Regions from separate parts of the Homo sapiens genome. Here region 2 is linked to region 1. The links are chromatin contacts, found by Hi-C or POLR2A ChIA-PET in ENCODE. All regions are on one chromosome and are shown on one strand. The core of a region is the stretch at or near the end of the contact, and the rest is flanking DNA. Distances in the headings are between cores, read along the strand shown. Region 1 overlaps APBA2 (amyloid beta precursor protein binding family A member 2). Region 2 has its middle 16 kb from the start of GOLGA6L7.

Evidence for each region. A loop is a pair of places that touch in the nucleus more often than their neighbours do. ChIA-PET counts read pairs that join two places held with the same protein, here RNA polymerase II (POLR2A). Pooled maps may share reads with other maps.
Region 2: a loop to region 1 is called in a map of CD4-positive, alpha-beta memory T cell, with 15 times the contacts of the local background. The contact joins two enhancer-like sites. A Hi-C loop is called at or near these places in 1 of 168 maps with a recorded cell type or tissue (CD4-positive, alpha-beta memory T cell) and 6 of 50 pooled maps. POLR2A ChIA-PET finds 5 or more read pairs at or near these places in 1 of 52 experiments (T-cell).

The regions. Positions count from the first base shown.
Region 1 is chr15:28,971,941-28,977,330 of GRCh38, reverse strand. All of the region lies in intron 2 of APBA2 (amyloid beta precursor protein binding family A member 2), which reads right to left. Among named protein-coding and RNA genes, the nearest start is that of APBA2, 89 kb to the right of the region's middle. Within about 2 kb of position 2,995, at least 4 of the 41 ENCODE cell types and tissues checked have a DNase peak (open chromatin) inside an H3K27ac peak, as active enhancers do.
Region 2 is chr15:28,829,376-28,835,244 of GRCh38, reverse strand. It overlaps the pseudogene PDCD6IPP2 and the pseudogene LOC100129687. Among named protein-coding and RNA genes, the nearest start is that of GOLGA6L7, 16 kb to the left of the region's middle. Within about 2 kb of position 3,049, at least 5 of the 41 ENCODE cell types and tissues checked have a DNase peak (open chromatin) inside an H3K27ac peak, as active enhancers do.

The DNA.
Region 1 (5,390 bases), core at 1,746-4,245:
TTGGGAAGAAATTAGGCCCTCATGAATGGGAATGAGAAGAAAAGTCACGAGAGAGATGCTCTCTCTCTCCCCGATGTGAGAGCACAGGAAGAAGGCAGCCATCTGCAAACCAAGCAGAGGGCCCTCACCAGGAATCACCAGCCCCTTGACGTTAGACTTCCCAGCCTTCAGAACTGTGAGGAATGAATGTGTGTTCTCTAAACTAATCTATGATATTTTTGTTATAGCAGCCTGAACTAAGGCTCACATACTCACAAGAAAGAAGAAAAATGGTAGTGTTGAAGGAAGCCAACTGATGAGGTAAGGTTTATTTCCTCATTGTGAATAGACTTTAAATGTTAAGGAAATTTAATTAGTCACTTGAAATCTGGCCACTAGTAATGCACTGGAACCAGAAGGTGTCACAGGTAAGTTTTAACAATACCATTGAGGAACATATCACCTCAGTCTTATATTAATTGCTCTCCAAAAGAGAAAAGGATGAGATGCTGAATGTTATGGGTCTAATATAATCTCCACACTAAAACCAATGAAAGGCAGAATAAGAAAGGTAAATTATAGGCCAAACTCATTTATAAACAGGTGAAAAAACATCCTAAATAAAGTATTAGCCAAGTGAACCCAGCAATTTTTAAGAGACATATCATGATGAAATACAGGTTTATCCCAGGCATGTCAACTTGGTGTAATATTAGAAAAGCTATTGTCGCAATCACATAATTCATCACATTAACAGATCATCTCAATTGATGCCCAAAAACCATTTCATAAAGTTCAACATGCATTCACAATTAAAGGGAGAAAAAACTCCTAGCAAATTAGGACCAGAAGGAGACTTCCTTAACAAAGTGAGGATCTACCACAAGTCCACAGCAAACTCCACACCTCATGGTGGACCATTAGAGATGGCCCTACAAGAAGGAATAAGACAAGAATTTGCAGTATAACTGCTTCTGCTTAACACTGTTCTGTCACTCCCAACCACAGAAGTAAGAAAACAAAAAGAAATTAAAGGATGAAGATTGCAATGGATGAATGAAAGCCAACTGTCATTACATGCAGGAGACATACTGTCCATAGAGAAAAGCCCCAAGCTGCTCTTCAGACTGTTAAGCAAGGTTGCTGGATACCAGGTCAAAACACAAACTCAACAAAGGTCATTTCCAGAGGGCTGCCACTGGGACAGTAGCCAAAATTTCATACCTGGGAATCAATTTAATGTAAAAATGGAAGACCTCTATAGAAACATATCTGTTACTTTATTGAAAGACATAAAAGAGGACCTATTAATTTAAGATCTCCATATGCCATGAGCATGTTTGGATTTGGAGTATTGTCTTCCAGGTAAATTCAGGAAGGAGGCATGGCTGAGTCAGGGTCTATGCAGGTGCACCAAGTCCCAAGGCATCCTGTTTCCTCCAGGGGTGGAGCAATCTGAATGGCTGCTCCACAGCCTCGCCAATAGAGGGCGCCATCAAACTTGTATTGTTTTGTTTTGAGTTTTTTCCTCTCTGCCAATATGGCCCATGAGAAATGGTATCTTGTTATAATCTATATTTTGAAGGAATTAGCTTTGTGATATAAGATGCAAATATTTTCTACTGGTTTATTACCTGGCTTTTTCACTTTGCTTATGGTGTCCCTCCCCCATCATGCGAAAGCAGTTTTGTTTTGTTTTTTTCCTAATGCAACCAAATTTCTCAATCTTTTTTACATTGCTTTTGGATTTTGAATCATAATTTTCCCTACCCACAGGTTATTTTAAAATTTACCCATGTTTTCTTGTGGTAGTTTTTCTGGTAACTACCTATTTAGAGACATTTGAAATGTATGCTTGTAGATGATGAAAGATATCGACAAAATTTTATCTTTTTCCAAATGGCTATCCAGTTGTCTCAAAACCATTTTTAAAGGGTTCTCTCTAATACTGTTTTACTTAGGCATTTTACATCAATATTCCTAAGTGAGATTGGTGTGTGGTTTTCTCATTGAATAATCTTAAGGTTTCTTTTTCTATGTTCTAGAATAATTTAAGTAGCATTGAGATATCTGTTCTTTGAAGATTTGATAGAATTCTCCTGTGAAAATATAGATTTGAATTTTTTTCCAGTAGGAATTTTTTTTTAAAACTTTCTGTGTCTACTGGGGTCAATCTGAATAAATTATATTTTCCTAAAGAAGTTCCCTTTCTATCCAGGTCTTCACACTTACTTGCAAAGCACTATACAAAGTAAGCTTTTAATGATTTTTTTAAATATGCTCTGTTCTGTTAATGTCATTTCTTATTCTGTGTTGTTTGGGGTCTCTCTCTCTCCCCTTCATGATTAGCTTAGACAGAGGTTTGTCCACTTGATTCTTTTTCTAGGATGTAGTATTTTGTGTATTTATCAGTTTCATTTTTTTCTCATTCCTAAAACTCATGAATTTCCAATCTTACTCTTATTTTTTGTCATTCTACTCTAAGTTTATTTGGCTATTTTTATCTATCATTTTTAGTTAGATGATAAATCCATTAATTCGTTTGGTTTCATTTCTGAGGTTATAACCACAGCTTTATGTGTATTCCACAGAGTGATATATTTTAATTATCGTCAAATTCAAAAATTATGCACTTGGTTTGTGTATTTCCTTTCACCTAAAAACTTATTTAATAGAGTTTAATCTTGTAACTCTTCAAATTGAAGGGCCTTTTTGGTTTTTAATCTTATGATTAATTTTTAGTTTTATTGCATTGTGAGCACAGAATGTTGTTTGTATTATTTCTGTTACGGAACTCATTGAGGTTGTCTTTGTAAGCTAATATATGTCAACTTTCCTAAGTGTTCCAAGTAGTCTCGAAACAAAGTTGTATTCCCTATTATCACAGCACAAAGTCTGGTACATTTGGAGGCGTATGTTTTGGTCCCCTTCACATGTCTCAGGCTGAGCAAGGCAGTCACAATGTCCTGGAACTGCGTGTCCCTCATGTCTCCCCACCGCCCCTGTGGTTTCCGCATCGTAGAGGTTCTGGTGATGTTATGTGAAGCAGACATAACCACACCTAGTGTATCTTCTCTGCAAATTGCAGCCTTTAGCATTGACAGCGGCCCTCTTTGTTTCCATTAATGCTTTTGGCCTGATACTAGCTTGGCTGCAGTCAGGATTAAAACTCCCAAGCTCTTTTTCTCTCTTCATTGCTATACACCCTCCTGTCATTTTCAGCCTTCCTGGATCACTGTGTTTTGGATATGACTTCTTTATACAGCATAGAGTTGGGTGCCACTATGTGAACCAATCTGAAAATCAGTCTTGCCTTTTAATAAATGGGTTAAATCCACTCTAATTTACTGATGCGGCTGCTAGGTTTGGTCTCAGTTCTATTCTTTAGTGTTATATTGACCGTGTGTATTTCACTATATGGTTTGTTTGCTTCTTTAAAAGTTGTTTTGTTTTGTTTTTGCATTTCTTTGGGTATTTAAGGTCTATATTTTTGTTTCAGTGGTCATTCTTGTATACCAAACAATGTTACCACTTTCCTACCTGCAGGGCAATCAATGAGCTGATTCTCTGTTCCTCTTTTGCTCTTCCTACTCCAACTATTATTTTTATTCATTATTTCTATTTTGTCAGAATATATAACATTTATAGCCATTCCTCCATACTTATCCCTACCTTTCTTTCGGTCATACATATACAATTTTTTTTAAACATTTTAAAATACTTGTTTAAGTGTAAAAATACTATCAGTGCCTTCGCCAAAGTTTCCCACATCATCTTTTCATTGGATGAAGCCTGTCCCCTGCTATGTGGCATACATAATGTGGCTAATTTTTAACACCTTCATCCTCTATGTGACAACAGTGTTTTCAGTAATTATCACATAATAACCAGTAATAATCACTATTTCCTTAACTGGATCTGTAATTTTAAAAACCATGGACAATTTTAAAAGATGAATTTCAGTCCTAATGGTACAGCTCATATTCAGTAAAATATTTCATGTGTCAACTACAAGTTGCACCAATCAAACAAAAATATCCAATCTCATCATCTGTGCTCTTACTCTTCAAATTTTACACACCAATAAAAACCTCTAGTGTTCACATAGAATGACAGAATTGAAGAAATCCAAGTTCTGTTTCTTTGTCTTTACCTATTGTGATATCACTGGTTATTCCTAATCTGCTATCCAAACAGAGGAATACACAGGGTCACAGGAGTCCGGACCTCAATGGAGTTTGCATGATTCTGGATTGCTACAAACTTCCTCTCAAAATAAACACATGTGCCTCAGTCTGCAGATGTCAGGGGCTGATCGTATACTTGGGAGTTCTCCAAATTAAATGCCATGTAGAATATAATGTTTATTAAAGCATAAGTAATGCAAATATGCTAATTTGAGGTTTACACATAGCATTAAAATGCAATTGTAATAGGAAAAATTGCTTAGAAATTAGACCAACAATAGGTTTTTTCAGGAGGAGTATTTTTTGGCTGACATTGTTTAAAAGTGTTGGATCACAGTGACATAAAAAGCAGACGGACTTTCAGTCAGTTTTATTATTGTTTTTAAATTATCGACAGATGATGAAACTCCTCATTGCCTGCAACCAGGGCAGACCATTTCTGCCGTCCAGCCTCTGACATATCACTAATGCCAGCTGATTCTTTAAGTGTGCCTGGTGGGCACAATATTTTTGTTTCTGAATCACTTAAAGAACCATTGGCTGGGCATAAAATCCTTCACTCACGTTTTCTTTCCTTGAGTTTCTTAAAAGTATTGTGCATTGCTGTCTTGCTTTCTTTGTTGTTGTTATAAGTCTGACACCAGACTTTGCATATAACTTGTAACTTTGTAAACAACTCTGTAAATTTCCTTTGTAAATAACTTGGTCCTTTTGCCTGGAGGCCCTGCTGATATTCTCTTTATCTTTAGAATTTAGTCTTCCTAGAGCATAAATCTTGAGTCAACCATTCCCGGAATGGCAGTGGACTATATTTCCATGTAGATTTGGGTCTTAATTTTATTTTAGGAAAGTTTTCTTGACTTGCAGTTTTAAATTTTTAGTTCTGTTCCATTGCCTTGTTTTAGTTCTTCAGGGTCACCAATTACAGGTAAATTGGATGTCTTTCCAACAGACACTTTGGTTTTGATCTTTTCTATTTCTTTCATTTCTATCCCTACTGTGCTTTCAGCTGTAACTACTATCCCTTTGGGGAACCTTATCATTTACTATTAATTTCAGAGATTATCTTAGACTTTTCTTCATTTGCTTTCCTTAATTAGCTCTCATTTCATATCTCCCGTTGTTTATCCATTTCCAGTCTTATTTTATGAAGAGCTGGCTCATGGTGTTTTTTCACATTTGCAATTGCCTATTACTTACATTTCATTTGTGCTTCTTGGCTGT
Region 2 (5,869 bases), core at 1,800-4,299, 140 kb after region 1:
AAACCCCATCTCTACTAAAAATACAAAATACGGCTAGGCGTGGTAGCTCACATCTGTAATCCTAGCACTTTGGGAAGCCAAGGTGAGGGGATCACTTGAGGTCAGGAGTTCCACAGCAGCCTGGCCAACATAGTGATACCCCATCTCTACTAAAAATGTGGCTCACACCTGTAATCCCAGCACTTTGGGAGACCGAGGCGGGTGGATCACAAGGTCAGGAATTCGAGACCAGCCTGACCAACATGGTGAAACCTCGTCTCTACTAAAAATTCAAAAATTTGCCGGGCATGCTGGCGTGCACCTGTAATCCCAGCTACTCAGGAGGCTGAGGCAGAGGATCGCTTGAACCTGAAAGGCGGAGGGTAGTGGTGGCGGGCACCTCTAATGCTAGCTACTCAGGAGGCTGAGGCAGGAGAACTGCTTGAACCCAGGAGGCAGAGGTTGCAGTGAGCCAAGATCACGCCACTGCACTCCAGCCTGGGCAACAGAGCAAGACCCTGTCTCAGAAAGTAAAATAAAAAATTCATAGTCTTAATAATGGAAAACAAAAACATTTACTGAATGTCAAAACATCTCCCTAAAAACCCCAATCAGTTGGATTCTACATAAAGAACAATTATGCTCTGCTTTCTAACCATGATTTTTAAAAGAACAAAGGACAAAAAAAGTCATCAAATGTGGTCCAGGCACAGTGGCTCACACCTGTAATCCCAGCACTTTGGGAGGCCGAGGGTGGATCATGAGGTCAGGAGTTCAAGACCAGTCTGGCCACTATGGTGAAACTCTGTCTCTACTAAAAATACAAAAATTAGCTGGCCGTGGTGGAGGGCACCTGTAATCCTAACTACTCTGGAGGCTAAGGCAGAGAACTGCTTGAACCCAGGAGGCGGAGGTTGCAGTGAGCCAAGATCATGCCACTGCACTCCAGCCTGAGAGACAGAGCAAGACTCCCTCTCAAGAGGAAAAAACAGAAACAAAAATTCATGAAATGTAATAAATAAAATATACACTTTGGATTTTTCCATGTACTTAGCTTTTCTTAGAGCATCTTTTAGAATTATTGTTTCACAAAAAACACTTTGGGAAACGTTTTAATTTATTAACAAATACTGGAGGGCTAGGAAGAAGAGGTTAAAACTTTTCAAAATATACAGAATGAATTACTGATACGTGTTAAAAAAAAAAAAAAAAAAAGGTTGCTGACTCCTGTCATGGAAGGCACTGTCATATGGACACTCCCAGCCTCAGCATCCGGAGGTCCAGAAAGGGAAAATTTCAAGTCAGAGAGAACTCTATACATACCATTTGTTTGGAACCTTCGGCCCTTAAGATCCCAACATTATGACCTCAGTTTCAACACAATTGTCCTTAGTCCTTGTATTGGTTACAAATACAAAACAAACAGCTCAACTGAACTAACTCTTTTCTCTCCAGAAACACAAACACAAGACCTCATAAAAGGAGTGAGTTTCTAGCAGCCATAATTACTGCAACTTACTTCTCCAATTTTCCCCTCGACAGTTAACTCAACAGCTCAAAAACTATCAGTAACAAACAACAGTCACCATGATATGGTTAGGAGTGTAGCAGATTTCTCAACCAGTAATAATAATTAAGAAAAAAATTTTCCCTATTAATAAATCTCATTTCCTGCACTTGCAAGAAACTAATTAAAAGGCAGCCGCGCACGATCTACAAAAACAGCCATAAAGACTGTTACATTTTAAGTTACAGGAAACAAACCTGCTCCTCTAATATAGCAAGATACAACTGACTTCCCCTTACATACCCTAAAAAAAAGCCTTACACGAGAAATTTAAACATGGAAGCAGAAATACACCAAGAAAGAGACATGTCAAACCCCACCTGTATATCTGTTTTCAACCATTCGGTGTCAAGGCGAGCCTGGGCAGCCAAACACAAAGATTCAGAGGGCATCTTTTCTCCAGCTTCCTCCCAGGTCTCAGGCCTGCAAGTAAACACACATGTTGAAGACCTAACGCTTCTTAATATTTTACAAAGACACTCCCGAAAGGTTTAATGCAGGAAAAAAAAAAGAGACAGAGAACAAAAAGATGGGAGAGAAGAGCTGGGGGACGGGAGTGAAGTGGAGAGAGGGAAAGAGGGAACAGATGGAGGGAGAGGGAGGTGGGGAAGGGAAAGCCGCCTTCCAAGGTAGGCAGGGTGTGCCTGGTTTCTCAGGAGGCCAGATCACAATGTCATCCCCCTGCCCTCAAATCCAAAAGGTACACACACACGACAGAAAGCCCATCGTTTTTTGTTTTGTTTTGAGATGGAGTCTCCCTCTGTCACCCAGGCTTGAGTGCAGTGGCGGAATCTCAGCTCACTGCAAGCACCACCTCCCGGGTTCACACCATTGTCCTGCCTCAGCCTCCCGAGTAGCTGGGACTGCAGGCGCCCACCACCACGCCCAACTAATTTTTTGTATTTTTAGTAGAGACAGCGTTTCGCCGTGTTAGCCAGGATGATCTCGATCTCCTGGCCTCGTGATCCGCCCGCCTCGGCCTCCCAAAGTGCTGGGATTACAGGCTTGAGCCACCGCGCCTGGCCAAGAAGCCCACAGTTTGAACGACAAATGACAGCAGCATGAATCTGCCGCTTTACCCTACAGCAGGGCGCCTGCGTGAAACAAATTACTCAAAAGGATCACCTGCAGAAAAACCCACAGCCACCACCACTTAGAGACGGAGAGAGACCGGAGGCTGAGCCGCGGGCGGTCCGCGCAGGCCCCCGTTCGGCCGCCCGCCAACCCCGCGCCCGCACCTCCTCCGACGCTGGCAGCCCCGGTGCCCCAGGCCGGGACCTGACGCGCAGGGCCCAGGCGCCTCGCCCCGCTGGCTTGCGGACACAGCCTCCTAGCAGCCGCTGGCTCAGGCGCCGCCAGGGATCCTGATGCCTCTCGCAACCCCAGCCACCCGCGCTTAGGGCCAATCGCAAGGCGGCTCCGTGGGCGCAGCCAATGGGGAAGAGGAGCGCTTCGCCGCTCCTCTGGACTCTCCCGCTTCGTGCAATGCGGTTTATCTTCCTACTTGGGAGCCTACCGGCTGAGGCCAGGGGGCAACCGCAGGCGCCAGAAGGCGGGATTTCCGCGGCACGCACGCACACCCGCACTCCTACGGAAGTCAGTTTCTCACCACCTGAATTATTTGAACTTAGCACCACTAAACGTGGAGCAATCAGGTACAGAGTGCTTCCAGATCTCATGTAATAGAAATCACTGACATCATCTATTTTTTTTTTTGAGACAGAGTCTCATTGCGTCGCCGAGACTGGAGTGCAGTGGCATGGTATCGGCTCACTACAACCTCCACCTCCCGGGTTTAGGTGCCTCAGCCTTCCGAGTAGCTGGGATTACAGGCATCTGTCACCACACCCGGCTAATTTTTGTACTTTCAGTAGTGACGGGGTTTCATCATGTTGGCCAGGCTGGTCACGAACTCCTGACCTCTGGTGATCTGCCCGCCTCAGCCTCCCAAAGTTCTGGGATTACAGGTGTGAGCCACCGTGCCCGGCCTATTTCATATTTTAAATATTAGAAAAGTAGAACTTGGCCAGGTGTGGTGGCTCACACCTGTAGTCTTGGCACTTTGGGAGGCTGAAGTGGGAGGATCGCTTGAGCCCGGGAGTTCAAGACCAGCCTGGGCAACATAACAAGACCCTGTCTATTCAAAAAATAAAATTAGCCAGGTGAGGTGGCACGTGCCTGTGGTCCCAGCTACTCGGGAGGCTGAGGCAGGAGAATCGCTTGAACCCCAGAGGCGGAGGTTGCAGTGAGCCGAGATCGTGCTACCGCACTCCAGCCTGGGAGGCAGAGCCAGACTCCGTCTCAAAATAATAATAAGCAGCAGCAGCAGCAGCAGCAGCAGCTTCGGCGGTGGAGGGCCACCCCCGGGCATTGGCCACCTGTGGAGTGACCTGGCTCTTGGCTCCCTGGCAGCCAGCTTCTGGGTCAGGCATCTTCGTTGGTGACTGCCCCTTCAGCTCTCCTGGTGTGGCCGTGAGTGGTGTGGCACTGCCGTGACCCATCTTTTTGTCTTAAAGATGCATCCTGACTTACCTCCACACTTGCACACTCAAGAATGCAACATCGTGATTAACTTGCTAAAAGAATATCACAAAAATCATAGCATTCGAAAATTTTTTGGTCATTGCAATGATCTGGATCAGGCAATGAGAAAATAAATGCTTGAAGAATGAGTACATGGAAAAGAGGACCAAGAGCAGAGAGTATGGCAATTTGATGCAAAAGAGACTTTTTTTTTTTTTTTTTTTTTTTTTTTGAGACGGAGTCTTGCTCTTTCACCAGAGCAAGTGCAGTGGCTCAATCTTGGCCCACTGCAACCTCCGCCTCCTGGGTTCAAGCAATTCTCCTGCCTCAGCCTCCCATGTAGCTGGGACAATAGGCCTGTGCCACCACACCCAGCTAATTTTTGTATTTTTAGTAGAGACAGGGTTTCACCATGTTGGCCATGGCCAGGATGGTCTCGATCTCTTGACCTTGTGATCTGCCTGCCTCAGCCTCCCAAAGTGCTGGGATTACAGGTGTGAGTTGCTGTGTCCAGCCGCAAAAGAGACTTTTTAATTCTCCAGAGGAATCTGAAAAATAAATTGCATTTTCACTGGATGCCTTGGCTGAGAGAAGACCAAAAGGCTATGGGTTGGCCCGGGCATGGTGGCTCACACCTGTAATCCCAGCACTTTCGGATGCCGAGGTGGGTGCATCACCTGAGGTCAGGAGTTCAAGACCAGCCTGACCAGTATGGTGAAACGCTGTCTTTACTAAAAATACAAAAATTAGCCAGGCGTGGTGGCATGGGCCTGTAGTCCCAGCTACTCGCAGGCTGAGACAGGAGAATCTCTTGAACCCAAGAGGCAGAGGTTGCAATGAGCCGAGATCACGCCACTGCACTCCAGCCTGGGTGACAGAGCGAGACTCCGTCTCAAAAAAAAAAAAAAGAAAAAGAAAACGCAGAGTGCATAGCACATGGTAGATACTGACACTGCACTGAGTCTCTTACACACATCGTCTCATTTTACTCTCACAAAACCCCAGGAGTTTGGTATCTTTATTCTAATTTTTGAGAAACTGAGGCTCAAAAATATTAGGGATATGTCCAAGGTCACACAATGAGTAATTTGTAGATCTGAAATGCAGACAGATCTCTCATTCTGAGCCAAGCGCTTTGACAGCACAGAAGGTAGAGAAACAAAAGTTCCCTGTGGAGTTGTGGGATGCTTATTGAAGGTAGCTCATTTGGTGTGGAAACCAAACACAAATGTGCATTAGCGGGAGTCAAGGAGGAAGGAGGAGGGAGGGGAGTAGATAATTTCATTGCAGGCTGAAGGAGGAGAATGCTAAAGATATTAATTTGTGAAAAAAAAACTTGGCAGTTTTAGTAATTTACTGGTGTGAGGAGAAATAAAGTTAAGAGTATGAATGGTGTGGCGGCAGATCATATGAGAGGTATAGTGAAAATTTACAGAATCTGCTGACCTCAATGTCAACAAAATTAATGGGGCCCAACTCTGTACCTGTCATGACCAAGTTTTAAATTTTTCTGTAGATAGGCTGTTCCTTCCAAAGCTTAGAGATTAAGCATATATATATATACATAATTTTTTTTTTTTTTTGAGACGGAGTCTCGCTCTGTCGTCCCAGGCTAGAGTGCAATGGCATGATCTTGGCTCACTACAGCTTCCGCCTCCAGGATTCAAGCGATTCTCCTGCGTCAGCCTCCTGAGTAGCTGGGATTACAGGCACGTGCCACCATGCCTAGCTAATTTTTGTATTTTTAGTAGAGACGGGATTTCATCACGTTGGTCAGGCTGGTCTTGAACTCCTGACCTC